Regions from separate parts of the Homo sapiens genome. Here all the other regions are linked to region 1. A link is a loop called in an ENCODE intact Hi-C map of the cell type or tissue named here. Cell type or tissue: IMR-90. All regions are shown on one strand. Links, peaks and the distances in the headings refer to the core of each region. The heading gives the core; the rest is flanking DNA. Region 1 overlaps LINC03099 (long intergenic non-protein coding RNA 3099). Region 2 has its middle 71 kb from the start of MIR1587. Region 3 has its middle 72 kb from the start of BCOR. Region 4 has its middle 8.6 kb from the start of MIR3937. Region 5 has its middle 59 kb from the start of MIR1587. Region 6 has its middle 47 kb from the start of MID1IP1.

Region 1 (4,930 bases), core at 666-4,665:
TGTATTTTTAGTAGAGACTGGGTTTCACTGTACTAGCCAGGATGGTCTCAATCTCCTGACCTCGTGATCTGCCCGCCTCGGCCTCCCAAAGTGCTGGGATTACAGGCGTGAGCCACGGCGCCCGGTCTGCTAGGTGTTTTACAAAAACGGGTCTCTTTTTTCAGAGGTGACTAAATGTGATAGAAACCCTGTGACAAGCCACCCTAATTTGTACAAGCTCTCAGCCAGTTGTTTTACATACAGTTGTTGGGGCAGGAAACAACCTGAAAGAATTCAGATTGAGTGGGTCGCCTGCTTTCAAAGGCTCATCAGGTCCTTGTACTTATTCAGGGGGAGTTCTGCCTCCCTGCCTACCATTAGAGCAATGACTGGCACCACAGGCATGGCACAGGCAGCTGGGAAAGGTGACAGGCTTCCTGGTGTGAGCCCAGAAGGTCAGCTGCCAGAGATCCTCCCCCGTCTGTGACTGTGCTCCACCATGATCGTTACTAGTTCGTGTTGAAGTGCACTGTTTAGGCTGGGCGTGGTAGCTCATGCCTGTAATCCCAGTACTTTGGGAGGCCGAGGTGGGTGGATCACTTGAGGTCAGGAGTTCCAGACCAGCCTGGCCAACATGGTGAAACCCCGTCTCTACTAAAAATACAAAAATTAGCTGGGTGCGATGGCTCACACCTATAATCCCAGCACTTTAGGAGGCAGAGGCAGGCAGATTACTTGAGGCCAAGAGTTCGAGACCAGCCTGGCCAACATGGTGAAACCCTGTCTATACTAAAAATACAAAAATTAGCAGGGGTGGTGTCATGCGCCTGTAGTCCCAGCTACTCAGAAGGCTGAGGCAAGAGAATTGCTTGAACCCGGCAGGCGGAGGTTGCAGGGATTGCGCCACTGTACTCCAGCCTGGGCAACAGAGCGAGACTCCGTCCCCGCCCCCCCCAAAAAAATTTAGCTGGGCGTGGTGGCGTGCACCTCTAATCTCAGCTACTTGGGAGGCTGAGGCAGGAGAATCGCTTAAACTCGGGAAGCGGAAGTTGCAGTGAGCAGAGATGGTGCCACTGCACTCCAGCCTGGGTGACAAAGCAAGACTCTGTCTCAAAAAAAAAAAAAAAAAAGCACGTTGTTTAATTCCTGACTCCTCCCCCAGTTAATCTCCACTTGATATTTACAAAACCTTCCCTTCCCCTCCCATGAAGAACAGGCTGACAAAGGATCTTGCTTTCTGTGGTGAAGAATGTTCTCATGGCCATGGCATTGGCCGCCTGAGTTAAGAGTTTCGAGAGAAAACAACTGAGAGGATGTAAATTGTACAGGGACAGGTTGCTTGGGGAGAAGTTCAAAAGACAAGGCTGGGCTTGGAGGACTGGGCCACCCGTGCAGAAGGGCGCTGGGTGCCGTGAAAGGAGAGGAACAGAACTGGAGAAAGGGTGTGAAAGTAAAGGGGGGATCTTGGAAAGCCCCCCCCACCCTGTTCAGTGGACAGAATGCTTCTCTCCCCTCATAGATCCAACTCCCTCATCTTCCCATCTCACCCTCTTGCTGTCATTCGATTTTCTGCCACAAAATGGGGACCCTCTGTGGAGTGAGGAACCAGGCAGGTGGCCCAGGGGGCCGCCAAGCTGGGTGGAAGCTGGTCTGGGGTTGGCTGCCAGAACAATCCAGGCTCCACTCCAGCCCATCAGGGGGCTTGAGGCTGGGTGGGTGAGATAAACTGTTTCAGTGGTTTTCAGGAGCCCTAATCAATTGCGAGGCAGAGCAAAGCCCTCTGCGGACAGATAAAGCCAGTCCTGCGTCGGTGCCCAGTTGGAGTTTGTGTGGTTTGAACTTTTGTGTGGTTTGGACAAGTTCGCCGGGTTTTGCTGGGGCGGTTTATTCTGTTTCCAAACTGCAGTAGAGGGAGGCAAACGGCCCTTGGACCCTACAAGCCACTCCTGAAATACGATAGGTGGCCTGTCCTCTCTCCCGCATGGTCCCAAAGGCTCAGGGAAGAGAGGCAGGGCAGGTGCGGGCCATACCCCGCCCTCCTGGTTCCCGCCGGTGGCTCCGGGTGTAGACATTTCTAGAAACGCTCCCCTGCCCAAGGCTGGCTAGACCTTCGCGTTGGGGAGCTGAGCTGCTGCAGGTTTGATTGTCTTCCCCTGCTTCCAAACTAGAAAGACGAATGCCCACTTTCGGATTCCATCTTCTGCCGCGGACGCATCCGGGACGCGCAGCCGCCCGGCGCAGAGGAAGCCCGGGACGCTGGGGACACCGCCTGGAGCCTCCGCGCATAGCACCGGGGCGTTTTTTCCTTCCAGCTGGAGGCTTCCCATTTAACCTCTAAGGTGCCAGAAGATCCGGATCCCTCGCGGGCAGGCCTTTGGCTGGCTCCGGGCTAGGCTGGGACCCCAGATCCCAGTGCCGCTGGCGAGCACTCGGCGTGCAGATGTCTGGGGGGCTGTGCGCGGGAGAGGAAGTCTGCCCAACGAGGTGGACGGACACTGGGCCCGCGGGGACCCATCTGACAACGCCCGGTCCCCAGGGAAGCCTGTGCGAGCCTGCGGGGGACCAGGGCAAAATAGAATCAGGAACATGTGTTGTTTGGGAGGGAAGCTGGGGCGCATGGCATGTCTCAATAGTGCTGGCACCCTCCAGGGACCTTCCTGCTTCCACAGAAGGTGGGGACGGGGAGGCGAGCATGGAGAGAGAGAAAGGGAAGTGGGAAGAAATTGGTCACGGAGGAAGCTATTTTTATGCTTTGCTACAGCTGCGTGCGTTTCTCTGACCAACTAGGCAGCGAAAATTAGACCGGCTCCGGCTGAAAACAGGCCCTAAACTTCACGGGGGTTGGGGGTAGTGGGACACGCGCAGGAAAGGGAAGGAGAGGGGGAAATCCCCATGGATCTGGCAAACCCCAGTGTCCCGGAAGCTGTCAATGCGCAGAGAACAAGCTCCCCTGCCCTCCCCGACTCCAGATGCCTCAACCTTCACCTTGGATGTCAGAGGCATCCTTTCCCCTCTGTGTGACATCTTGGGCATGACACAGCCAAGACTGAGGGTTAGTTCATCAGTGTCTTCTGCTTTTAGGCCTCAGAGGACTTATCCTTTTTGGCAGGGGACCAGACCTCCTGGGTGGCCTCCATCACCACTAAGTCACTTGGGCACCTGGAGAAATGGCAAAGGTCCCAAACAGGAAACCAAGATTGGGAAGTGAGGGCCCTAGAATTAGAATCTTTTGGGGTCTATGATTGTCTAGGTCAGCAGTTCCCAAAGTGTGGTCTGAGGATCCCTGTGGTTCCCTGAGCCCTTTTCAGACTGTCCTTTTCTAACTGCAAAGCTCCATTAGGCTGGATTTTCTTCAACCAAAACAATGTATCACAACGCATTGGATGCCCAAGCCCCTATGAGGAAGCAGCTGTTTTCAATTAAGCCAGATATTAAAGAGGTTTGCAAAAATGTAAAAACGATGCCACTTTTCTCCCTAAACTTTTTTGTTTGTTTTGGAAAATACGGTTATTTTTTAATAAAATTGTGCTATCGATGTTACCATGTATTTTATCCATTGCTGTGTAACAAGTTACCCCCAAAACTTAGTGGCTGAAAACAACAGACATTTATTATCTCACACAGTTTCTGTGGGTCAGGAATCTGGGAGCAGCTTAGCTGGGTGGTTCTGGCTCAGGGTCTCTTAGGAGACTAATCAGGGTGTGTTCCAGGGGTAGGAGCATCTCAAAGCTCAGCCGGGGAAAGATCCACCTCCAGACTCACTCATGTGGCTGCTGGCAGGCCTGGGTTTCTTGCCACGAGGCCCTCTCCACAGGGCTGCCTCGTGACAAGGCAGCTGGCTCCTCCTAGAGAGAGAAAAGAGGGCACCCAAGACAGAAGGCACAGTCTTTTTGTAATCCAATTTTGGAAGCCACATCCCTATAGGACAATAGATCTATTAGGAGTGAGTCTGTAAGTCCAGCTAGCGTTCAAGGGGAGGGAATTACTCAAGGGTGTGGGTGACAGAAGGTGGGAATTACTGGGCACCATCTTAGAGGCTGCCCACCACACATGTAATATATTCATAATTGTTATTTTTAGATCAATTAATATATAAATATTAAAAATGTTCCTTTTTTCATTTTTAATGTGGGAAATACTGACAAGACCAATATAACCAAAAGCATTTTGGAGTCCTCAATAATAAATAAAAAAGTCAAGGAGTCCCAAGACCTAAAGGTTTGAGAACTGCTGGTCTAGGTTTGTGGTATTTACAGGAGAAGTACCTTGGTACTATGTGGGGGCCAATCCATCCACCCACCCATCCACCCATCCACCCATCCACCCATCCGTTCATCCATCCATCCATCCCTCCATCCTTGCATCCATCTCAGCTATCCACCCATACATGCAATCAAAATATTCCAACTACTGGGCTAGGGCTGGTGCTTTAACAGTAAATAAGACCGCCAGTGATTGTCCTATGGAGCTATAACATGTTAACAGATGACACAATTAACAAATAAATAAGATAAATTTTAAAACAGTAACTTCAAGTTGTGATAAGTTGGGCCCCCAAAGCCTAGACCCTAGAGAAGCAGGTACTCTTGAATTGACACCATTTTGGGGGGCATCATAATAGGTGGCCCACACTGGGGGTGAGGTGGGCCCAGACTGCACGGTCCAGGGAGAAGGGAGTATGTCCCAGCTGTGGCCAGATAAGTGTAAAGCCCTAGTGAGCCAGAATAATCTGGTATCTCCCAGGTTCTTCATGCCTAGTTAATTTTTGGCCCCCCACCCACAATGAGTTTTTCATAAAAGTCCAGCTTCCTTTAAGTCTCTGGGCCCCCCACCCACAATGAGTTTTTCATAAAAGTCCAGCTTCCTTTAAGTCTCTAGTCTTCCTTTAAGCCTGGGGGGAAATCATCCAGGTTTGTCCTGGAAGCCAGGGTACTGGTGACTGTGAGACTTA
Region 2 (4,930 bases), core at 421-4,420, 360 kb before region 1:
TAAAACTCCAGGCACGTCTCTTATTGCCAGCACAGGGTTATTTATTTGCCCGGACTGTCTGGCCTCACATTTTTCACGTGTGTGTTACCCCGGCAGTTGCTTCAACTTCCCTCTGGCCCTTAAAACGCTAGTAAACGCCCAGTCCAATTTAGAGCTGGGAGGTGTTGAGCATTTCATCTTTTCAGGATCCTGCACTGGTTAATGTCATTTTCGTCTCCGTTCAGCTTTTGACCTGAAGGAAGGGGAAGCCTTCTCCACTGTGAAAATTACTCTTTCACTGGAAACCATTGTTACTAATAATAACCTCACCAGGCACACCATCGAATGGTCCGGATGCCCCCTGCCCGCAGGGGTGGGGCACACACATGACTCAGAGGGGACATGGCTGGCCCAGGTCAGCGGGTGAGGGCCACAGCCTTGGCCACTCCACGTCTGGAACCCTGGTCATGTTCTGCAACTGGGCCTTTCATTCTTTTTTAATCCTTTACACAAACAGTGTGTGTGTGAACATGCGCACGCTGGTGTGTCTGTGTGTGTGTGTGTGTGTGTGTGTGTTCACGCGCGAGCTTATGTGTGGCTTTGAAATCATCCAAAAAAGGTTTTTCATGGTTGAGGCTGACCTGGTGCAATGCAGAATATATTATTTCTTTCAGAGCGTGGATAGCAGATCTGCACGTGAAACACAGATCAAACACGGCCCACAGAAACAATGGTAGGAAGCATAACCAGAGTGAATCGATTCCTTGATCCTGCTCTGCCAAAAAATTAAAGAGGAGCACTCCTGGGGTTTTTAACCCAGATAAGACTTCAGCCACAGCCGTATTTCCCATGTTCCTGGATCTCTTGTTCTGGCTCTTATTCTGCGGATAAAATGTGGAATAGAGTAAGCAGTGTCGAGTTCTGCCGGTTCATCTGGCTTTTTAAAAAAAAATTAAATGGCTCTATCTCTTTGCCCTCAACACTTCTGCACACGCACATGTGCACGCACACAGCCTTGTTTTACCTTTTCTCCAGAACTAAACTGGACAGACTTTGCCATTTCTTTCAACAGGACAAGGAGAAGGTAGAAAGGGCCCTCTCAGGCATCAGCCTCTTAAAAGGACAAATTTCTTGAAGCAAAGAAAGTTCTAGTCCCCAGTCTGAGACCCATTCTGTCTCTCCATCCCCAAGTGATGACACAACCCCTTCGTTCTCAAAGATCTGTTTAAATATGTAGGTGGTCTTGCTTGAGTCAACTGGTTTTTATGTCAGCATTGACCTCAGTCCTGAGATCCTAGATTGCCCAGCTGGCAGAGCACTGGAGGGTAGAGCTCGCTGCAAGTGAGGCCAGCCCACCCCCAGCCTTCTGATGGGCCACTGAGGCCACCCCGTTGGGCTGGTCATCTGCAGCCGGTGTCCTCTCCTGACCTCTGCTCTAATCTCAAGGGCACCCTTTATTTAGACACCACAGTCCAGCCTGAGCCTCAAGTCCTCGATTCATTGGCTGGACATGAGCCAGGGACAGCCACAGGCTGGCTCCAGAGGGCTCCCCAAAAGAGGCCACAGAGGCCCCAGGAGGCAGGCTCTGGCCGAGCTGGAACAGAGAACGGAGGTTTAAATTTCCGAGGCCTCAGTTCGAATTCCAGCTCTCTCACTGGCGATGACCTTGATCCGTGGGGTAACTTCCCTGAGCCTGGTGCCTGCATCAATCAAATGGAAGAGGAGAAGACCACGTGAACGTGGAGCAGAGTGAGATGCAAAGATGCTGGCCTTGACGTTTGTAGTGATTAGTGAGGCAGCCACAAGCCAAGGAAGGCCAGCAGCCACCAGAAGCCAGAAGAGGCAAGGAACAGATTTTTCACTGGATTCTCATGAGAAAGTATGGCCCAGTGAAACTGACTTCAGGCTTCTAGCTTCCAGAACCATAAGAGAATATATTCCTACTGTTTTAAGCCACCAAATTGTGGTCATTTGTTATAGGCAGCCATAGGAAGCTAAGACAGAATTTACAAAGGGCCTCCGGGAGACCTCTGTGAAATGGTACTAGATATTGACTTGTATTATCTTAATGGGCCCTGACAACGAGCTTTTAAGGTAGTGGGCAAGGCAAGCCTTGTCAGTGTTTTACTGATTAGGAAATGGAGGCTCTGAGAAATTAAGTGTCTTGTTCGAGGTCACATGTTGTTTGGTGGCAGAGCTGGGACTGGAACAGAGGTGACCCAGAGCCTGGTGCTGGTCCCTTTCCACCACCCGCCATGCCCTGTGCCCACCCTCCCTCCTCTGACCAAGTCTAAGCAAGTGGAAAGGAGGGCTTGGCCTCCAGTGGGAGCTTAGCAAGGCCTCTCAAGGGCCTGGAAGACAAGGGGACCCTTCTCTAGCCCCCTGCCTGGCCCTGGGTGTTTGCATTTGGACATGTGCTGTGGCAGAGGCATCACGGGGGCACTGGATGCTCCATCTGGAGTTACGTCTCTTCTCCTAGAGGAAAGGGAATCCAGGGACATGAATTCTCTCTCAGTGACTCACCTCTGAGCCCTGTCAGGTCTCCCCGGGCCTCAGATTCCTCTGTGGTGACATGGAAATAATAACAGGGCCGCCCCCTCCTTGAGGAGCTGTGGAATTAGAGAATGAGCCTGCACAGAAATGCCCACGGTGAGTCGATTACCCAGTTCCGCTCTCCTCTGGCCCAAGCGGTGGCCCCGAGAGTCCCCTGGAACAGGAGGGCCTCAGGGAAATTTGCCAGGGGCACCACACAGAGAGCACGCCAGGGAGGCGTTGCTCAATCTCTCACCCACGTGGGCCCCAGGGAAAGCCCGCAGCCCAGCCATGACTCCTGAACTGCCCTGAGAGCCTGGGACAGGCTCGCACTGCGCTCACTCATCCTCTCTGTCTCTCTCTCTCTCTCATGCTTTTCCTTTATTTTCTCATGCTTTCCCTCTCTTGTGCCCACACTCCAGAAATATGTTTCCCATCCCCTCATTTCCCTGCATTCTCTGTCCTCCTCCTCCCGTCCTCCTTGCTTGCTGGCTTTCACTTACTCTCTTCTTCTCCCTGGTGCTCTGTTCCCCGCTCTGTGCCCTCTTTCATGCCCCCTGTCCATCACCCCGCCACTCTCTTGCTGTCTCGGCTTACTCTCTCCTGCTTGCCCTCTTGCTGCCTTACTTTCCTCTCTTGCCCTCTCACTCTCTGACTCTTCCGTGCTCTCTGCTGCCCTGGACCCTCCATGGCCCCCACCCCCGCCCTGGGATCAGGCTGAGGCCAGGCTTCCGCTGAGCTTCCCTCCTTGCTTCACCTCTTCCCTGCCGCGCTGCTGCCCTCGCTCTCTCGCTGGCTTCTCCTGCAAGGACTTGCTCCATAAAGCACTCACACGGGACTTCCCCCTCAGGCTCTGCTTCTAGAGAATTCTTTCTTTTTTTTTTTTTTGAGTCGGAGTTTCACTCTTGTTGCCCAGGCTGGAGTGCAGTGGCACGATCTTGGCTCACTGCTGCAACCTACGCCTCCCGGGTTCAAGCGATTCTCCTGCCTCAGCCTCCCAATAACTGGGATTACAGGTGTGTGCCACCACGCCCAGCTAATTTTTGTGTTTTTAGTAGAGCGGGGTTTCACCATGTTGGCCAGGCTGGTCTCCAACTCCTGACCTCAAGTGATCCACCCACCTTGGCCTCCCAAAGTGCTGGGATCACAGTCATGAGCTACCGCACCTTGCCCTGGAGAATTCTTACCTAAGATACCCTGGTAGGTTCTAGAGAAGGAAAATCAGGAAAGATGTGCCTGCCCTGCCTTCCAAGAGCTTCTGGCCTGGGAGGAGAAGCATCCTGAAGGAGAATACAGGGCAATACCCCCTGTCCCAGGTGCTGCAATTGAGGTCTACTCAGCCCACCACAAAGCACCAGGGATTAGGTGATGTGTTGAGTGTGTGGAGGGATAATCGGGGAAGGCTGCATAGAGGAGGTGGCCCAGGTTAATAAGGAAATAGGGGAGGGAAGGGAGATGAAAGGGAAACAGGAAAGAAAAAAAACACAAGGCCATAGTCTCACCCACCAGGGGGCTGCCAACTGCTATATGTGGCTGGAATATGGGATAACAGGGTCGGGGGCACTAGATGAGGCCTGGAAAAGTTGCAGGAATCCATCATCGCAGGCCTCGGGGGGCTCAGCTAAGGGGATCAAACTTACTCCTGAGGGCAATGGTGAGGCATGGAAGATTGTAGAGGGATCTAGGGTTGGTCCTGAAAGGTAACCCTGGCAGCAGAGTAGAAGGCTTTGAGAGAGGCAGCTGGAGGCAGAGATTTAGACAAAGTGAGCTCTCAGGTCCCTTTCAACTTGGAAGCTCTAGAAGTCTCCAGGGGAATTACCGAGGTGGGGCGGTGGCATGGAGAAGAAACCCAGGCCAGGGGTGACCAGCCAAATCTCCTGAACATTGACGATGGGGAGAGATGGCCACCAGCGTCAACAGCAGGCAGCAGGCCTCCCTGTGGGCTGAGCTCAGCACACACTTCCAGCCCTGACGCAGAGCCAGTCCTACTTGGGCCTATCATGTGGCTAGGCCCTGAGGGTCCCAAATGTTCCCCAAGGCTGGCAGACAGGGCAGGAGGACAAACCAGCACAGATTAGACATCAGGGCAATGATGGATGGGAGAGAAGCCGCCTCAGGCCCTGGGGCAGAACCAGGTAGGCACTGGACCTCTGTATTCCTCCGAGGGATATGGGCATTTGGGGCCCCTCCAGCCCTGCCACAGCTTGGCTCTGCATTCCTCTCCCCTCCCCGGCTTGGACATACATGGGGCCGGCAGGGGCGAGGGATGCTCTGTCCACCCACAGTGCCCTGAGAGGCCCAGGCAGGGCTCGAACGCTGACTCCAGCCCCTTCCCACCTAGAGGGAGGCCCGGCTTGTGACCACCCTGAATTTTTCTTGCAGCCTCTTGGCCCAGCCTCGCTGCAAGTCTGTTGACAAG
Region 3 (4,930 bases), core at 556-4,555, 98 kb before region 1:
GCTGTTTCACGTCACTGTAACTGACAACCATGCCGAATTAAGGGAAGAGATTAATATGAACGTAACGTGGCTGCCCTGGAACGTCATCGGGCAGTCCCAAGCCACTCTGTGCCCGGCGCCTGTCCCTGCGCGGAACTCCACGTGTGCACAAAATGCTCTGGGGAGGGGAGGATCGGATGGGTTAAACACAGTCCGCGGTTCTAGAAACGAAAATACATTTCCTTATTCCCGCCCTGATTTAATCCTGCTGCGTGTTATTATTGTCAAGTCTCTTCGCACCACTGTTTCTAAAAAGAAAACCCGTGGGTCTGCGCGGCCCTCAGCCGCCTGCTCGGCTTTTATTGTGCACGCAGCCTGGTCTGCGTGGATCCAGCACGTCGTGACCGCCTCGCAGGCGCGCACGGACACCCTCGGATTGGCATTTCTATAAGAGCTGGGCGCATTGTCTCTGCGGCGACACACACACACCCACACAGATAATAAAGGGCCACGGACTCCTGACCAACCCTCCTCGCAACCCATAATTAGAGATGACCTTTGCGAAAGGCAATTAAAATATGGTAATGATCGATGGGCTCGCCTGTTTCCAAAAAGGAAAATACACAGGTGTTGGCTTCAGGAGGCTCCACCTGGCCGGGCCGCGAGGCCTCCTACAGCTCATGAATGAACTCTTTCTCCTGGGAAGCTTCGATTCCCCGCTACCTACGCTAGCGCTGGCTCCTCTCCTCCCTTTCCCCTCCCCCACCAGAGCTCTGGCAGCCAGGAGCTTGCTGGCGGCGGCGGGGCTTTGTCATCGGAACGCACACACAGACACGCACACGCGCGCACCCGGCCACCACGGGACCGCGGCAGCCGCGTCCTTCCTCGCTGCGCTTCCTTCCCTGCCCCCTCTTTTAAAGAGCTCCTCCAGACCCTTTCTTTTCTTCCGTCCTTTATGTGTGCGGTCCTTTTGCATCAAGGAGCTCAGGAAGCATTTTAGGGGGGCCTTCCGCGGAGCGCCGGACAGCTCCTGGGAGGCAGAACTCAGGACCCTACACGCGCGGAGAGGACGCGGGGACAGCCGGGCTTTGTTTTGTCTCTTGCCTCTGCCGGGAGGGCGGAGAAGCCTCGGCCGAGCTGGGGCCCACTGGCGAATTGGCGGCGGCAAACACCCCCCTCCTAGCCTAAGTGGAACCTGAAACTCCGGACTTGGTCCGGGTGGGGCACAAAGCTACGTGGAGGGTCTCCCAGTCCACAAGTGGCTCTCCCCACACAGACAAATGTGCAGTGTCATTATGGTGGCTCCTGTTGCTCGAGGCCTCGGGGGTGCTCCGGCGGTGCGCGCACACCTCACCTCCACAAGGCACGGAGGGCGAGAGGGGGGCCAAGGGGCTGGGGCTCCCCGGGGGGCTGCCTGGAGGAGACGCCACATCGGGCCTTCCCGCACCCCCGGCTGCCTTCCTGGACCGCGAGCACGGAGCCAGGGCGGCCTCTCGCCTTTCATTACGGGGCCTACGAAAGCAGCAGCCCAGGCAAATATGTAGCTATTAAAATTAATCGCCCCGCGTTGTCAGCTGAACATAATGCAAATTATTTATGGGCTGTCTGCGCAATATTTATCATCGTGCAGGCTCCAGGCGCTTCGTGCCTCCTGGCCTCCCCCGCCCGCCCGCCCTGGCCGGCGCAGGGCGAAGCTGCGCGCAGGCTGCAGCGGCCTGGGGGCTCTGGGAACCCGAGTGGGGTTCCAAGGGCGAGGCCGTGCGTCAGGCCGTCTTCCAGGCCGAGGGCCTCACTTTAGTTTCTGCCATTCAGTACACATTTATCGGAGGCCTATTACGTGCAAAATTAGGAGGTCCGCGAAATCGGGGTGAAAACCAATTTGGAGAAATCTAAACCAAACAGATGAGCTCGGGCTCGAGGGGCGATGCAGACAGAGGCTCCTCAGCTGCACAAGAGAATTTTCTCTGGCTCAAGTCGGTCCTTCAACCTGGGAAACCCATGTTTGCTAAAGCTGGATTCGCTCTAGGAGAAACAGGGAGCATCTGATGTGCTCAACAGATTCGAGTACAACGCTATCGACTGGAACAGGAATTCGGTGTCCTTCGAGCCTCAAAACTTGTTTGCTGATCGCAGATAACAGATTAACTGTTAATTGTCGAAATCGGCCAACCATTTAGTTTATCACTGTTGGGGGCCCCTTGGTATTCGCTGCACTTTTTATATGTAAAAACAGTCTTGGTACCTCCTAAACGGCTTTTGTGTGGCTTTTGTTTCTCTTTCAAATACGGTGTTTTAAAAAACAGCAGCAACACGCCACCCCACCCCCTCTTCAACCAAGCCTTCTGGTTTAAAAAAAAACAAAAACAAAAACCAGGAGGAGAAATAATCTATAGGACAATCCCCCCCCTACTGGTCGGAGCTGGCGTTGGGGCTTTTTACGCAGATCGAGTCGCCCAGGGCTGCGGAGGTAAACAGGCTTTCTGCACCGCTGCTAAATGAATCACGAGGGGGAAGAACCGAGACTGCTGGGCGAGGGAGGCCTCGGGATCTGGGCCGGGAGCCAGGGCGGGGACGGCGCTGCACGGGGGGCAATGAGGTGGAGACGGGACCAGGGTTAACCCTGGTCCAAGGCCCCAAGGCCAGGGAAGGGAGAGTAAGGCCGGTGGGCGGTCCAGCCGGAGGCCCCTACTCGCTATCTGCGAGGCAGGGTGAACGCGCAGCCTGGGCCTCCATCCCCAGCGCGCCTGGGCACCACCTGGGGCCGGTCACGCTGCCTGAGCCCATCTGCGAGGAAGGAGGTCACGAGGCACCCCCTCCCACAGAGTTTTAACAACTCCAGGCCTTCAAGACGCAGTAGCAGGCCTGGGTCTTCTGATGTTCATTTAAAGCAAAATGATCGCCTTTCTTCACTGTCCCCACCCCAGACGCCAACAACACCTTGCACCTAGCAGACCAAGCCTGAGTCAAGACGTCCTTCGGTCCTGGGGCTGGGGGAATGGCTACCAACGGGCATCTCTTCTGCAGACTAACAGAAGGGGATATAGCCAGGAAGCTACTATAAATTTATATTCTTCTTCCGGTTTTGTTTTGGTTTTGGTTTTTTTTTTTTTGAGACGGAGTTTCGCTCTTTTGCCCAGGCTGGAGTGAAGTGGCACGATCTCGGCTCACTGCAACCTCTGCCTACCGGGTTCAAGCAATTCTGCCTCAGCCTCCCCAGTAGCTGGGATTACAGGCGCCCGCCACCTTGCCCGGCTAATTTTTTGTATTTTTACTAGAGACGGGGTTTCGCCATGTTGGCCAGGCTGGTCTCGAACTCCTGACCTCACGTGATCCACCCATCTCGCCTCCCAAAGTGCTAGGATTACAAGCGTGAGCCACCGCGCCCAGCCTTCTTAAAATGTGATTTGACCCAATTTAAAGCCTCCCTTTCTTCCCCATTAACCTCCAGTTTTTGACAGATTTTCTTAGAACATTCCAAAGATTCTCTCATTACTTCAGAAACTTATCTCGAAATGATGTAAAAGGAGGTTCAAAATATTAGGTTGCTTTTGGGTTCCCTTTATCTCGAACATTGTTGCGTAGATTTGAGAAAGGGCTGATTTCTACTTTGTTTTCTAATCAGCAAGTCACTGGTTTTTCTACCTAAGAGAGACTGAACATTAACCACAGTGAAGCAGAAGGGTTGAGCCGCATTTACAAAGTGCCTTCACATTTTGGTCCTCAGAAACCCATCCGAGGGGGACAGAGTAGGTGTTACTGTTCTGATTTTACACATGAAGAGACTGGCCACTCGCCCCCACAAATTTCTGGAAGCTAGTCTTCCTCACTGAACTGGAGCCAGAAGCCATGTGAAGCCAGCCTGCTCCTGCCTACACCCTCCTTCCTCCAGGTCAATGTCATTTAGAATATATTGCATCCTTTTCTTGGATCTGTCTGCTAGGACCCGGGCCACCCTCCTGCTGGAGGCAACCCCGACAGCCCATATTTTAAGCAGCTCTTTTCACAGCCTGCAAACCTCACGGATTGTCTCTTACAACTGTCTGTTTACTCACTTCCCTCCACCCAGTCAATTCCGACTCCAGGCCCGGGAGGACAATTTTAAAGTGTTTCTGCAGACAGACCCTCTGGCCGCGCCGGAAGTGTTTTATGGACCTGTGAGCCGAGTTAATCCCAGGAGGCGCGGCTGGATTAGTCCCGGGTATGGGTGGGGGATTCATGTGTTTAGGTTTAATCCCCATGGGGGGGGGGCGTAAGGAGAATGGGGGTCGGGTGGCTTCAGCAATGTGTGCCCCCTCCCCATTAAACTCCGAGATTTGCGCTAGAGCGGATGGAAACCGAGGCACGCAGCCCTCGACCCCGGCCAGGCGTGGAGTAGGGGAGCAGGGGGTGCCCCGCGTGGGCGCACCCTAAGAAACCAGTGCGGACATGGCGAGCGAGACCAGAGCGCAGTTGTGTGTGGTTTTTCCCCAGGTTTTTATTCTTCCAGCCCTGTGGAAAGGAGGAGAGCCGCAACCCGGAGAGGGAGCCGGAAAGAAACACTTAATCACCGGCGTCTCGCTGCTCGTCACGCGAAGATGGCAGCGGCTCCCCTGGGTTTCAAGGTTCCGGGAAAGGCGTGTGTTCTGCCTTAAGGCGCGCGGGCTGATGCGCTCTCTCCCTCGGCTCGGCGGCCGGCTCCGGCTCACAGAGCCTCTCTCAACGCCGGCAAGTGCAGCCGGGCCGCCCAGCCCCCAGGCCAGCCTGGCCCCCTCTGGGCCTGGGGTTGGCGAGGGCAGCTGGGCGTCTGCGCTGCCCAGCCCAGCCGCGGATCCATGGGGTTTCGCGAGCTGAAAGTAAAGGCTTGAGGGAGTGGGGACACCCACACCGACCCGCGGCACGCAGGGGAGTCAAGCTGCGGCCAATGCAAGACGAGCAGGGTAGACTACTACTAGCGGTGGCCGGAGGCTCAGCC
Region 4 (4,930 bases), core at 395-4,394, 620 kb before region 1:
TCAGATATTAATAACTACTATTTTTTGAGCCCTTCCTATGATCAGAGGAAGGATTCCTAACAACTTAACTTCCATTACATGGATATCATTATACACAATGTACAGATAAGAAGAGGCTAAGAGAGATAATTGGCCCAAAGTGATATGGTTTGATTATGGTGTCCCCACCCAAATCTCATCTTGAATTGAAGTTCCCATAATCCCCACATGTCATGGGAGGGACCTGGTGGGAGGTAATTGAATCATGGGGACAGTTACCTTCATGCTGTTCTCATGACAGTGAGTGATTCTCATGAGATCTGATGGTTTTATAAGAGGCTTTTCCCCCTTTCACTCGGCATTTCTCCTTGCTGCTGCCATGTGAAGAAGGATGTGTTTGCTTCCCCTTCTGTCTTAATTGTAAGTTTCCTGAGGCCTCCCCAGCCTTGCTGAACTGTGAGTCAGTTAAACCTCTTTCCTTTATAAATTACCCAGTCTCTGCTATGTCTTTAATAGCAGCATGAGAATGGACTAATACACATAGTTATAAGACTTACCCTGCCATCCCTCATCACCTCCCCGACCAAAATATCCCTAAGACTTTGTTCAGCCCAGAGAAACGGCAGGGCTGCACCAAGAATGGGAACAAGGCAGCAGGGTGGGTGAGCCAGAGGATAGGGTAGGGTGAAGCACCTGGAAAGGGAGGACAGTACTAATGGATACAGTGCAGAGAGTGTGTCCCCTGAGACAGACTCAGACAGAAAACAAGCTGCAGCAGCGTCTCTGTGGATGGTGGGCCCAGGGATTCACAGCCTAATGAACTAGATCATGAAATCTCATTTGCGTGTTTGATAGCTCCTGCCATGCGCTCGGGTTCACTTAGGACGAAAAGAAAAGGGGGGGCACTGGGAAAGGGCTCGTTTTCCGTGCTTTCAAAGAGTGGGAAGATTGATGGGGAGAGAGGTCCCAGGGGGCCTCCCAGGGAGGCAGACGTGGCCCAGTAAGCTCAGAGAGCTGGGAGGCCTGAGTCGTCACCAACAGCTGAATGGATGTCCTACACAAGCCCTGGCCAGCACGGCCGCCTGCATGGAGCAAGCCTTGCTGTTGACAATTCATAATTTAACTTACAAAGAAAGAAGCTATGCACATCCTCCTACCATCTCCCAGCAGGATGCTGTAGGAGGGTAGCCATGAGACCCCACAGAGCACCGCTTCTCAAACTATTGGTGATGAAGGACTAGTTGTTTCTTATTTTTTTGTTTTCCCAATCTGTCATGGACAAATCTTTGATAAAATACAACAAAAATAAATCACTGGAGAAAAAAATGAAAAGTAAAAAGTCCAAAGTTTTAGTATTTGGATTCAACAGATGTAAAATTACTCTGTCATATTGTTATAGAAGTTTCAGAATGCTTATTCTCAGTCTCGGTGCTATCTCGTCATTTATGGGTGACAAATTGTTCTTGAACCTGCCCTGGTCTGTAGACCACTCTTTAAATAGTGCTGTTGCAGAGGACTTCAGAACAGCTTGGCAGAGCCTCCTGCCCCCAGTTAGTTATCCAGCCTGAGGGTTTGGAGGTGGGGATGAGACATGCCTAAAGAGAAGATCTCTGGGCAATGGATTTGGCAGGACAAGAATCCATGGCAACCTTTAGTTGAAACCAAAATTCTACAAATGTTGGTGCTTGTTACACTTTCATTCATGACAACTCCCTGAGGGACCCATATTGCATTTGGTCTTCCTTAAACGGGGAAACCAAGGCTCAGGGCCGTTCTGGGACTTATTCAAGTTCACAAGGAGCTTCCAAAGCCCAGGTCTTCCTCCTCATTTCCAGTACCCTCTTCAACCAACTTCCTCGTTCTGATGGGAGGATGCCATTATCTACACAGGAGCCCCCTGAGGGAGATGTTCTCTTCTGCAAGGGCCCCTCTTCCTTGTGGTTGCTGACAGCTTCTGTGGGCATTGCTCAGATTCCTCCTAACACTCTTATCTGCCTTCCTCATTCCCTCTTTCATGAGGAATGGGATCCCAGTCCCTCCCAAAGGAAGGAGCTGAGCAAGATGCTAAATCACAAAACCTCTTCTTCTTGGCCACAGGAACCAGGAGATCCACCTCAGACATTTCCTCTCGCCCACTGTTGAATTGTACCTTCTGGAATTGAGAAGACATCCGGAACCATGGAGGTCTGGACCCTCTGAGCCCTTACTCCTGAACCCCTCTGTCTGAGCCTGTTTTCCTTATCACACTCAGAAGGGAAGGGGCTGTCCAACCCTGTTTCTCATCTAAGCCATCCACAAGCTCACGCTTGTAGACAGACCACCATCTCCCGGCCTGGCAGCTGTCAGCAACAGAAAAACCTGCTTTAGCCAGTTCCATCTTCGCCAGCAGATGTCACTACAGCCTGACCTCAGGTTACCCAAAATGAGTTCCTAATTTGGGTCATGAAGCTCTAGGAGGACCACGGACAAACACGCACCCAGAAGAGAATCCTTTTGCCCTTTTTCTTTTCTTCTATGGGGCAAACTTACTGACTGCCAGTAAGATGTTTTTTATACTTCTGTTTCACCATCTGTAAAATGGACATTTCCACCATGTTCCCTATCTTCCCTACAGGGATGCTGTGGGATTCTGGAATGCCTATGATGTTCCAGAACTAATTGGTTCCCCTCCTCACAGGACCTCAGTTATTTCCTCAAACAGAGGATAAAATTAGAGCACCTTTATGATAATTGACTTGCCTCGCATTTGCCTTAACAGATACCTGGAACCATCTCCACCTACTTCCGTTTCCATAGTAACAGAAGGGTCAAAAAAAAACTAACAAAATAAGACACCTAAGAGGCATAAACAAAATATGTGATGGTGTGGGAGGCTGTAAAGTTTTTATTGCCACCTGTTTGGGAAGACCTGCATAATTCAGTCGTGCTCCTGGCATTTGTGAGCAAAGCAATCACCCCAAAGTTGTGGCAATAAAGCCTTTATAGCCCCCCATGCTGGCACGCCCGCTTTCTAGGTACAAAGCCCCAGTTTGATAAACTTCCGCTTCTCACATTTGCATAATGGAAATGGACTAGATTTTAAACCCAGGCTGTTGGGAGGCATAACTCGCAGCTCTCCTGGAAGTGAATCACGAGCTTTCCTGGGTGGAGGTAGCTGGAAGAGGCACCGAACCCCACCGATAAGACCACAGGGCAGGGCAGGGGCACCAGAAAAGACCCTCCCCGCTCTCTTGGATGTAAGGCCGGGCCAGGTTTTGGTTGAAGGTCACATTGCTCCTGGGTCAGAGAACTATAACATCAAAGCGCCTTTATGGTAAGCACACTGGCAGAAAGAGCCTGTCTAGGGCAACTTTGGGGCAGAAAGGGTGGTTATAACCCAAGTATGTACGTGATGTTCTTTCCCTTCCGACCCTCCACCCCCATGCTGCTCTCTGGCACCCTCACATTTTCTGGTACCCCCTCCTCCAACCTGCCATCCATTGCCCACTATTCCCACAATTTTTTTGCAAAGTGTGCACATTGCGGATGGGGGGAAGGGGTAGCAGTGGCTGCGCTTGGTGCCTCCCCCTCTCGGGAGATTACTGCAGCCCTGCCGGCGCTCAGTGGTAAAAGTTTGAACGTGTCTGCAGAGCTTAATCAAATGCTAATTCCGTGTGGTGAAAGAATTTGCTGGAATCTGCAAGGGAGCTCCTGGCAGCAAGAAAATGCGTTGATTCACTCCCAAATCTGCTTTGCCCAAGCCGGGTGCGATTTAGACTGTAAAGCTGCATTAAATCACAAAGTGCTGTGTGGATCACACAGCCATCCTTTGTGTCGTTAATGAAGGGAAAAACAGGGCTTTATTCTGAAGCTTTGTGTATAATCAGATGCCATGTTGTAAAGCTCTGGAAAACACACCAGAAATCATAATTGGGAGGAAATAAAAGGGTTAGTCCAAAACAGCATATGATTTAAATAAGAAGGAAAAAGAAACTGCCCCCAAGATTTGTGCGTTTCAAGAATCAACTTTTAATTCATTCGCAGGGAGATTACAGAAGGGGAGGAGCAGCCTTTAAAATAGTATGAAAAGCTAGTTTAGATGTAAATGAGAGATAATGGGCTTTCACCAGAAAATAAGCAATGGGGCCAAGTTTGTGCCCAGGGCTGGGGGATGGGGGTGACATCTTGGCCTGCAGGGCTCCGGAGCCCTCTAGATCCAGGTGCCGCAGACAGCGTGGGGTTTGCGGCCTGTTAGGAGCAACGGGAGGATTTGGGGCACAGGGTCTGGTAACCAGCATTCGGAGGAAGAAAAAATGGTGTTGCCTGCCCGTGTTGGTTCCCAAGGGTCCTGGGGCTTGGCGGAGTTGGGGCTGGGGGAGGTCTTGATTGTTGCTTTAACACAGAAAATCTCCTTGGTGTGAACATTTTGAGGTCGGTAAGGAAAGGGGTTGGGGCTTTTAGGCTTGTCTTACAGCTGGAGTTAAGGAGCGCTGCGCGGAGCCCTCCCCAGCCCTAATTCACTAATGATTTGCTTATTAGTTCAGATCAGGGAGCCAGCTTCTGGAGAGATGTGAATTGGCATTGATTTAATCCTCTTCCCAGCACGCGTTCCCGGCCCTGGGTGAGGCTGGGAAGGGAGAGGGGGGCTGCCAGCCCTTTCAAGAGCAAGTTGCTGCTTCTCCTGTCTGGCTTTGTCTGCTTTCCTTACCATCTGCTCTCAGGCAGAGAGGAGCCATGGATGGAGGGGGCGAGCCCCAGAGTCCAAGCCCAGGCTCTAGATCTGGTTGACCCTAGTAATGCTGAGCTCAGTGGCCTCCTGGCAGGTACAGCATATAGATGAGATGCTGTGAAGGTCCCTCAGCTCTGGCATCTATCATTAGAGGGACTGGAGCCTCTGGAACATCTTAGTGGGGAGGAATTCTGCCCATAATGTATTTGGTGTCCTGTGAGCCAGGTGCTGTTTCATGTATGA
Region 5 (4,930 bases), core at 425-4,424, 370 kb before region 1:
TCACACAAGAAGTAGGGAAATGGGCCCCTGAGCAAAGTGGCCAGGCACCGGCCCCTCCCATCGGTACCCTCTGCAATCCGCAGAAGAGCCCAGAGGTCTCAAGTGGCCTCCAATTTCCCTACAAAGTAAGATCCTGAGAGTTCTCCAGCATGTAGAATTCCACAATGGGGGCGGGGTTGAGGGGGCAGCGGAGACAGCTCAGATCTCCCCTGCAGGGACAAACGCGTCCCCTCGAAGGAATCCACTTTGGCCCTTCTGTCCACAGCCACATCTAAGAAAATAATTAGTTCACCTAATCTTTCCTAAGCACCCACTATGTACAAAACATCCTGGAGGGCACTGGCAGGGATTCAGGAGGCTTCCGGGTACATTCTCCACCAGGGGAGGGGACAGGGCTGGAGCCTGGGGGGAGGGGAAGCAGGAACTAAATCTCCTGCCAAGTAGGACGGAAATTACATTTCTTCCCCTCCTCCTTCTTCTGCCTCCCTCAAAGCCCCTCCCTGACGACTCACTTTTTATATCTCTCCAATTACAGTTTTAAGCATTTAGGGTGTTGGTGTTTGAGTTTTAAAACTTGTTAGGCTCAATTTATGCCACTTAGTAAAACCTCTATTCCAAATGAAGCCAAATTAGAACTAAAACACTGCAAGCAATAAAATGTGAGCGTTACATCTGGGCTGGGTTGGCTTTTTGATTGTTTGTGTAAATGAAGCCTTCGGGAGCCTGTCTCAGGCCTGGGCAAGGGGAGCAATTCCCTCAGGTCCCCCTGGAGGTCTGTTAGCTGGTTGGGGCCAGCCTTCTCCCTCGCTGAGGCTCAGGTCTGGAAGAGCAGGTTCATGTGCAGCCAGGCGAAGAGCGAGCCTTTAAAACAGGTCACTGTAACCCTTGGCAATGCCCTCCCCATCGCTGACCCCTCAGCGGATGGTAGAAGCCACATGGTCTCCCCACAGCAACACGGCCAGCGCTTCCTGCTGGACGGCCAACAGCACCCTGGCAGGCCCTACGTCAGCAGGTGACAGCCACCCACTGCCACTGCACAGCGTACAATAAATAGACATTGAATAGAATTGAACCAGCTGTAACCACGGACACAGTCGGGAATATCTCCTCCCCGCCCTTGCCATGCAATGCCTGAAATATGCCCCTGCCTCCAATGGCCATTCCTCTCTGCTCTGACTCTGGGGCCACCCATCAAGGTGAAGGTGGAGCCCAAAGAGAAGGAGGAAAAGGACATTCTGAGCTACTAATTAGGCATCTGGTGTGAGGGGAGGTGGCTGCCAAGCAGGTCAGAGAAGTTCCTAACTGATGAGCCAAGGATCTAAGCTATGAGCTAGGCCTCCCTGGGGCCCTCAGGAGGTGACATCTGGGGTTCCTAGGCTGGCCCTGTCTGTGCCAGGGGAAGAAGGCAGAGAATACGGTGAGGACTGAGAGCTGGAGAGGGAAGATCAAGGCAGCGGCGATGGCCACAGTGATGAGACAGTGACTAAGGGCCAGTGTGCGGTTTGCCAAGCAATTTGGCTTGTCCCCATGCCAACAATAAAGGCCCAGTGTCTGGCAGGAGATGGGGATTTTGTGTGCAGAGGGACACCTTACGACTGACCCTGGCAGAGAGCCACAGTCATCAGGAACAAGAGAGGAGAACAGATATAAGGGGGGAAAGGTCTCCTTTAGAGGGGCAGGACTGGCCTCAGGCTGCAGGAAGGGTGTCTGGGGAGGATGCAATGGAGTTGAAGAAATTTCATGTGTGGTTGGGGGCAGGGGTTGCCCTACTGAAGGAGTCTATTATGTTTGGAATAATCTCTCAAAGCAAGGGGAAATAAAGTACAATCAGTGGAGGAAACCTCTGGAACAATTTAAGGGAAACTGGACAAAACCCCCCAGACTGTAATAAAATGGCATCTGGAGTCCTGCTGGTTCCCAAGGACTCTCTACCACAGGCTGGGGTCTCTGGAAGCAGACGCTGAGATGGATATTGGGGGTTAAGAGGAATTTGTGAGGGATCAGATCCTGTGAAAGGAAGTGGGGGGCAAGCAGGACTTGGCAGAGCGGGTAGTCAAGCTGGGATACAGGTCCAACAGAGTCTTGACTAACCTGGAGGAGAGAGTTCTGGAGTTCTGGAGAGTTCCCGGCCAAAATGGCAAGCCCTTTATTTATTTATTTATTTATTTATTTATTTATTTATTTATTTACTTTGAGATGGAGTCTCACTCTGTCGCCCAGGCTGGAGTGCAGTGGCGTGATCTCGGCTCACTGCAAGCTCCGCCTCCCGGGTTCATGCCATTCTCCTGCCTCAGCCTCCAGAGTAGCTGGGACTACAGGCGCCCGGCACCACATCCAGCTAATTTTTTGTATTTTCAGTAGAGACGGGGTTTCACAGTGTTAGCCAGGATGGTCTCCATCTCCTGACTTTGTGATCCGCCCGCCTCGGCCCCCCAAAGCGCTGGGATTACAGCGTGAGCCACCGTGCCCAGCAAAGGCAAGCCCTTTATAACAGGCCCCCCACCCCACTTCAGCACCAGATATGGGCCACCCCAGGAGAGTGTGGCCTTGGCCGAGGCATTCTTAAACGCCCAAGGCTTGACAGCTGGAGGCTGTCTGGAGACTACACAGCCTGCAGCTGGGCAGCCAGGCCTTCCACAAAGAGAGATCTGGGCGGTGCCCCTCCATGTCAGCCACTCCCTCTCCCCTCCCTCAATGTCTAGGCTTCTAGCACATCTGGACAGATCAATCTCTTTCTTTACCTCGGGGCCTGGTCGCCCCCTCACTGTTCCTCCGGAGGCTGATGCCTGTCTGGAACCTGGTCTGACCCTAGCCCAGCCTTGCGTTTTAGTTGGCCCAGGCCCACGGAGGAGAACGCTAGTCTGATTTCTCCATTGTGCTTTCCTCCTACACTCAGGCACTGAGTCCCGGGAACCAACGGCCATCACAGCTTGCGACTGCAGGGGGCCTCATGCTTCCGGCTTGTTTAAGGGTTGCTTCTGCAGGGCTGATCATTAGGCTTCATTGTGCCACCCACCAGGGCACTAGGCAGCCCAGGACGACCCTCGGACAAGCCCAACCACAGTTAAATAAGACAACCCAATCAGCACCACAAAATATCCATAGCTTGGCCCATCGGCTGTGGCGAACGTGTTCCTCTCCAGCCGCCAGCTCAGCCCCCCTTCCTCCCAAGAGTTGCCAGTGACCAGCTGTTACTTGTTCCCCAGCCATGTAGCTTCACCAGCAAAGAATCCAGGGCTCCGGCTCCACTCTCCAGCCTGGTGGTTGAAATAACCAGCACATTCTTCACATACCTGCCAGCTTCCCAACTTGCCTAGGCTGTTCAGCAGCCCGACTTCTCTCTCTGGATTAATATTAAGGGTCTTGAAGAGGAGCAGGACAGGTCTGGGGAAACGTGGGGACTGAGTAAACATTCGGGGCTAACCCCAGCCCTCACTTCCCCTCCTGACAGCTGGCCTAAACTCCCTGCTGCAAACCCCTTGAAGCTACTTCCCCTGGCACAAGTTATGGCCCAGAACGAAGTGTTGGGTGCTGAGCAGGGAAGCCAGGAGTGGCTTCCGGCTTACCTGGTAGTAGAAAAGGAATGCCTAGAGCACTTCTCTAAAACGATCTGGGGAGAAGTTGGGGGACAGTGTGGTACTCACTGTGGCTGTGCACATAAACGACACCAGCCAATGCGAGCCACATCAGGAGGGTGGTCTTGGTTGGAACCGCCCAGCCCACTCTTGCTTATAACTTGGGTCAGCAAGAAGCTGTGGGCTTCCAGGGGTGGAATCCTAGAGGAGACCTCCTACAGGCCTACTTAACCCCCATTACATTCATTCCCTAATATACTTTTCACCTTCAGCAAATAGTGCAAATTTGAATTTTTACTCACTGATCAAATATTTACCCTGTGAGCTGCCAGTCTGGCTGAGCTTGACTTCCACAATTCTCCACATTTGTATTAGATGAATTAGCATTTTATTGTTGGCAGATTCGACAGTGAGATAAGGAAGACCAGAGGTAGCAGCCCAAGAGATTCTCCATGAAGAGTATGTTCAGTTTAGTCTTTTGTCTTAGTGTAAGTGACAGGTCTCCCAAACAATCCATCAGATATTTTAAAACATTGTTTTGGAAGGTATGAAAGATAATTGCTCACAAAGAACAACAACTTTCTGTACTTCTCATCTTCGTGACACACACCTTCAAAATCTGTTACCTGGGAACGTGGGTTTAAGGAGTGTTTCATTGTTTCGTTCTGTTTTGTTGCCACAGAAGCTTGAGCAAATCAAGTCACCTCTCTGAGCCTCAGCTTCCTTATTGGCATAATGGGCACAGTAACATTACCCCTTTCAGAAGGCTGTTGTGAGGGTCAAAATAAATATTAGAGATGACCAACACTGTAAAATATAAAGCACTACATGAAGAATTGTATAAGACTAGAAACTGAGGCCATTTTAAAACATGGTCCCCAAAGTCTTTAACACTCCTCCCATCAAGAACTGGGGTCTATGTCCCCTCTCCTTGAATCTGAGTGGGCTCATGACTGCTTCAACCCATACAGTATAGCATGAATGACACTGTGTGGCTTCCAAAGCTGTGTCAGAAAGGTGCATGCAACTTTCACCTAGTTCTCGTAGCACAGTTGCTATGGGGGAAGCCAGTCGCCACATAAGAAATCCAGCCTTCCTGAGACTGCTGTACTGAGGAGGCCGCGCACAGAGGCTCCGGGTGACAACTCCTCCCCACCAAGGCACCGGACATGAGTGGAGCCATGTTGGAAACCTCCAGACCCAGCTCACCTGCCACTGGGTAGTCTCAGTAGATACCATGAGGAGTGAAAGAAGGGCCCAGCTGAACCCCGCCCAAATTGTGCACAATGAAATGGGTGTGGTTTTGTGCCTCTAAATTTGGGTGGTTTGTTACACAGCAGTAATAACTGGAACAA
Region 6 (4,930 bases), core at 404-4,403, 1.5 Mb before region 1:
AAATGGAGTGCCTTGTGATACAGAGTGGAGGATACAAAAGGGTGGGTATAGGTCTGAGAGTAGAGGTGAATGACAGGCTCATGGACCAAACTCTGCAGTGATAGCTCCACACCCACATGCTAAGACAGCTTGGAATGACTCTACCTTTTGGTGTGAGAGATGTCTTGAGAAGAACTCCAGATGAGGCCTGTGTTGAATGAAGACCTAATCTGTTGATTGTTTGTTATCAAACATTATAGGATGCTGGATTTGTCAGTTAGCTTGTCACTCATTGGTCACCTGAAGGCTCAAAATCATTTAGTCATACGTATGTATGAATGAAGGGATGGAGAGCAGGCTTTGAGTGGGTAAGAGGTGAGGGATGATGAAATAACTCATGAAAGAAGAATATATTGAAGATGTTAAATATTCAATATTGAATGTATTGTCTTGGCTGCTTTTCTCACTTATCTCTTAGAAACAATGGGTACTAAAGGCAAGGCAATGGGCACAGCTGGCTCAGGGTACAGGCAAGAGGAGGACACATTTTTCTGTGAAGAAACTACAAACAACACTAAAACCAACCACAAATTGGTCTCTATTTTCTTGTTAGCATGTCTAAGCAATTCTAAACAACGTCAATGATAAAATACTCCTCCTTCACCTCCAAAATATCTTTTTGGATCAAGTTCTACAATTGCAGAGGTTAGCGCTGAGTTTTAAAGAACATATGTAAGTTTCAAATTGGCATATTTTCATGACTTACCCTTTTAATAAAGTGTTTTCTGCATGGACAATAATGCGAGAACCCCCACTCACACAGCAGGCTGCTGACCTACGTGGACTCAGCTACAATCCATTTGATTCTAGAGTAAGTTCATGTTGGTTCAGAATCACTTGAACTCACTTCAGATGCAATTTGCCTCTCCATTTGCTGTGGTACTTACATATTCCTACATTTAAACGGTAGCTTTGAAATCACAATGAGAGGACCGTGGCTGAAAAAAAAAAAGAACTTGAGATGCTTCAATCTGTCATTCGGTGTGCACATCACTCGCGGAATCTTGTGGTGTTCAATGAATTGGACATGTTTCTTCATGTGGGTTCCCCCTCCTTTAAATACATTACTATAAATAAAAATATTAATTCAGTTTATTTTTCCTTTTTGGTACTGTAATATTTATTTTTGTTTTGCTTTTTTCCTGGTGTGAAAATTTAATAAAAAATATTTTCACTATCTGTGTTTCTCTGGGACTGTTACAATTATTACTTTCATTTCGTGAATGTTACTGAAAATGATTTTGTTATATGAGGAAGGGAGTGTAAAAATAATCTACTCTGGATGTCAAATATGCTAGGTATGCTACTGCTTATAATAAAAATAAATCTGTCTCCACAAATAAGGAAACTGAGGCTCAAAGATGTTAAGAAAATTGCTTAAAATTACACAAGTAGTAAGTTATAGACCAGCCATTCTAACAAAGATTGTACAGTCAATATACAGCACGTAGGCTTAATACATAGGAACTCATTTAATACTAACAGCCATACGAATGGAGAACATCCCCATTTTGCAAGTGAGGGAATTAAAGTACAGAGAGGCTAAATGAACTTGCCCAAGTTCCCACAGCTAGTACTATGGCAGAACGAGGATTTGAACACTGGTAGAATGCTCCGGATACTACCTGTGTAATCTTCACACTGGGCTTCCTCATCAACCAGGGTCCACTTTGAAGGCCGTGCTCAGCTCTCCTGTCAGCTGCAGCTGAGCAACTTAGACCTACTTGCAGCTGCTCTGTCCTCTTCCACCATCCTCTCCCATGTTTAAGGATATCACCCAGCAGATGCATGTGGGGGATTTCTAAGAGCAAAAATTGCAATATGCTCTGAATTCAGTTCAGCTTGGTTGTTTTCCAAAGACTTTGAGAAGGGAAGAATGGAAAAGAAGACTGACTTTTTCGAAATAGGATCCATGGCATTCTAAGATATATTTAACTCCTGTAGGCATCTTTGTGCGCTTTAATAAAGTCTGAAGAAAACTGCTTATTGGTGCCACCACAGGTAATACTGACCCACAACACTAGATGGCAAAGTGGTGCTACGTTACTGTGTCGTGATCTGAAAAAGCCTGGTGTAAGTCTTCCAAAAAAATCCAAATCTACTGGGCTTTTTTTTTCTTTTTCATTTCTAAATTTATTTTAGGAAAACAAAGTTCTATGTGAAGTTAACAACTTACTTTAAAAAAATCATTGTTTAGAAATGCCCTATTTTGAATTGTCCAAGTCTTTCAGGCTCTCTCAAGTAGGTAAATATATGTCTTCTTGCCTAATGACCATCTGGTCAAAAGCTACTATCTAATTGATCAGATAAAAAAGGGAGGATAACAGAAGATAATAGAGATAGTATGAAATGTACTTTCAAAAGCTGCATGTTAACATAAATGTGACAAATGTATATGGTGCAGATGTCATCTGGCATGGCCTCTTCTGTTTAAATAAACTTAGAAGCAAATAACAAATTGGACACACCGCTGTTCATTTCATTCATTCAAAAATAAGCGGCTTTTATGTACAAGGCAATCGTAAGCAGCACATAACACAAAGAGTTCTACTCTGACATTTAAGAAATCTGTGTTCTAGATGGGGACAAAAGACAAATGCAGCAATACTGTTAACATTCAGCGCCTGAATCATTCTTTCTCCAGAGCCTCGTGGTGAGAGCTGCTGATTTCCCCCTCCTTTCTTCCTCGCAAGCCTTGGGACCACCCAAGATCCTGACCAGGGCAGACAGTATATCAACATATTAAGACTGGGCTCCACGCAGCAAGAGCTCAGGGCTGGGTTTCTATTGCTTTCTGAATTGTCTTGGCAACTCAAATCTAGCATATTGCCTGCATTATCAGAGGTGCCGAATAACTGTTAGCAAGAGACAGGAATCAGTGTGCGTAGCCACCAAAGAAGATAATTTGTCTAGGATGTTTTCTCGAACTTTGCCACTGGCAATGAAGAGAGGGTGGATATTACTGGCATAGAGTATCAACAGCAAAGGCACAGAGGCAGAGAACTCTGTTCTGGCTGGGGAAGCCTGCCATGGTTAGAGCAGTGATCCTTAAAGGGTGAGAGTGTTGCTCTCCCCAGCAGTATCAGCATCTCCAGAAACTTGTTAGAAATGCAAATTTTAGGCTTTGCCTCAGACCTAGGAAATGAAAAAGTACTGGGGGAGGGGACCTGGCCATCTCTGTGTTAACAAGCCCTCTATGTGATTCTGATACAAGCCCAAGGTCAGAACCACTGGGTTAGGGTATAGGCCCTGCCAGGGAGGGTTGATAAACAAGGTGAAGTACACAGGTGTTAGACCTTGAAGGGTCTTGTGCTAAGGAGATTTTTTTTTTTCTGTTTGTTTTATCTTGTAGGCAATATGGAAGCCATTGAGAGTCTCTAAGCAGGAAGGTGACCAGAACAGGTCTTCACTTCAAAACAGTTGTTCTGGTGATGGCATCGAGGAGGATGTGGAAGGAGGGAAGATATCCTCCTTCTGGGCAATTCTAGCTTCTCTTCTCTCTTCACCTCAAAGCTCAGCCCTTGGATCTCTTCTCTTCTCTTTCTATAGCCTTATCTTCTGGTGACCTCACCTACTCTTCTGGTGTCAGCCACCCGCCTCCGCAGTTGATTTCCAAATCTCTTCTACCTCTATAATCTTTCTTTCGCCAAGTGGACTGACTGGCTCAACTTCCTGGATGTCCAGCTGTCATTTTACCCAAAACACAGCCAAGTATTAACTCATCATCCACTAACTAGAGTTTCTCCTCCTGGTTTCTTGACTTCTGTTAATGCCTTGACTGTCTACATTGCCATTTAGGCTATAACTGCCTGTGGGATCACCCCCAAAGCTTCTTCAAGCACCAGGCTCAATTAACCACTTCCTATTCACCATCCCAGGAGTCCTAGGCACATTCTTTTATCCCAACATATTAACATGTTGTCAGTGTTTGAGGGTAAACATCTTAAGGGAGAAAATGAGCTTCATTTATATTTGCATCACATTGGCATCCATCAGAGATAGGGTAGACAATGGATGTTTAAAGGAGTAAATTCTTCCCCTTAAAGCTGAGGGAGAAAAACACATCGGAGAAGAGTAGAGAGATGCCTGCAATGCCAATGGACACAGGGGTTGCAAACCCCATCGATGCCATAGATGGTCCCTGGCAAACCCTTAAGGCCAGGTGGAGATTGGTTATGAAGAAATAGAATTAGGTTACAAGGAATTATCAGAGATAATAGGTATTAAGGCAGAGAGAACAGGTGTATATTAAGCTTTCTAGAAGCCTGGGGAAGATAGGAAGGGAGATGGACTAGTATTTCATAGAGGGAAAGTAAAGGAAATTTTGGGGGGTGATATTTTGGGAGTATTATTTGTTCTTAAAGATAGAGGAAATGTGAATATGCAATTCAAGAAAAAGAAAAAAATCAGCAGAGTGAGAATGACTTAGGATGACAGGGAAGTGTCCAGGGAGAGCTCAAGCATCACAAAGAGGAAGAAGTAGATGAGATCATGGACACAGAAGAAGGGCTGGCCTAGGAGTAGGAGATTTGGCTAACAGACATTAGTAGGTGTGCTGCATTTGCAGTTTGTGAGCATGTCTTCTCTGATATCAGTGAGGAGAAGGTGGATAAAGATCCAGAGATATTGAGGCTGTGAGGATGAAAAGTCAGCAAGTTCACGTGGATGCCTGTGTTGGTGAAGACAGACAAATGAAGGCAGGAAGAAGTTGGTGGCCTTGGGGAGAGTGGAAAATGTTTAGAACAAACATCTAGAATTTGATAGACAATGAGCAACAGGCCCCAAACACAAGCTTGCAAGCCTTTTGATTTTTTTTTTTTTTTTTTGCCTACCTCCAAGATATTCCAGCTGAGAGATGGGGAGGCTGGGCTACCCATACCCCACACCCGGC

What was found. Hi-C counts contacts between places; a loop is a spot of excess contacts. Peaks named below come from ENCODE experiments on the same cell type or tissue, not always from the same donor. Only the 100,000 strongest peaks of a DNase experiment are listed, where the experiment ranks them.
Region 2: a loop joins it to region 1, with 20 times the contacts of the local background. A loop is called at or near these places in 5 of 110 quality-filtered maps.
Region 3: it touches region 1 in a loop (4-fold over the local background); 62 of 110 quality-filtered maps call a loop at or near these places.
Region 4: a loop joins it to region 1, with 16 times the contacts of the local background. A loop is called at or near these places in 7 of 110 quality-filtered maps.
Region 5: it touches region 1 in a loop (16-fold over the local background); 5 of 110 quality-filtered maps call a loop at or near these places.
Region 6: it touches region 1 in a loop (5-fold over the local background); 3 of 110 quality-filtered maps call a loop at or near these places.

Annotation. Positions count from the first base shown.
Region 1 is chrX:40,264,956-40,269,885 of GRCh38, forward strand. The region is part of intron 1 of LINC03099 (long intergenic non-protein coding RNA 3099); the gene reads left to right. Among named protein-coding and RNA genes, the nearest start is that of LINC03099, 4.5 kb to the left of the region's middle. RefSeq lists enhancers at 2,876-2,975, 3,006-3,055. In IMR-90, for the core only: a CTCF peak has its summit at 2,255; no DNase peak of the experiment used is centred there; H3K4me3 peaks cover 371 bases; H3K27ac peaks cover 174 bases.
Region 2 is chrX:39,905,783-39,910,712 of GRCh38, forward strand. No RefSeq gene overlaps it. Among named protein-coding and RNA genes, the nearest start is that of MIR1587, 71 kb to the left of the region's middle. RefSeq lists enhancers at 78-867, 1,695-2,894, 2,303-2,999, 2,373-2,667. In IMR-90, for the core only: no CTCF peak of the experiment used is centred there; a DNase peak (open chromatin) is centred at 2,559; H3K27ac peaks cover 1,409 bases.
Region 3 is chrX:40,167,280-40,172,209 of GRCh38, forward strand. It overlaps a transcript of BCOR not described here. Among named protein-coding and RNA genes, the nearest start is that of BCOR, 72 kb to the left of the region's middle. RefSeq lists enhancers at 1,842-2,532, 2,533-3,223, 2,806-3,005 and silencers at 4,731-4,790, 4,811-4,890. In IMR-90, for the core only: a CTCF peak has its summit at 2,390 (motif pointing left); a DNase peak (open chromatin) is centred at 2,422; H3K27ac peaks cover 92 bases; H3K27me3 peaks cover 570 bases.
Region 4 is chrX:39,650,170-39,655,099 of GRCh38, forward strand. No RefSeq gene overlaps it. Among named protein-coding and RNA genes, the nearest start is that of MIR3937, 8.6 kb to the right of the region's middle. RefSeq lists enhancers at 2,802-3,363, 3,364-3,923. In IMR-90, for the core only: a CTCF peak has its summit at 2,348 (motif pointing right); no DNase peak of the experiment used is centred there; H3K27me3 peaks cover 2,081 bases.
Region 5 is chrX:39,894,454-39,899,383 of GRCh38, forward strand. No RefSeq gene overlaps it. Among named protein-coding and RNA genes, the nearest start is that of MIR1587, 59 kb to the left of the region's middle. RefSeq lists an enhancer at 2,988-3,969. In IMR-90, for the core only: a CTCF peak has its summit at 2,916; a DNase peak (open chromatin) is centred at 3,218; H3K27ac peaks cover 956 bases.
Region 6 is chrX:38,752,241-38,757,170 of GRCh38, forward strand. No RefSeq gene overlaps it. Among named protein-coding and RNA genes, the nearest start is that of MID1IP1, 47 kb to the right of the region's middle. In IMR-90, for the core only: a CTCF peak has its summit at 2,069; no DNase peak of the experiment used is centred there; H3K27me3 peaks cover 1,127 bases.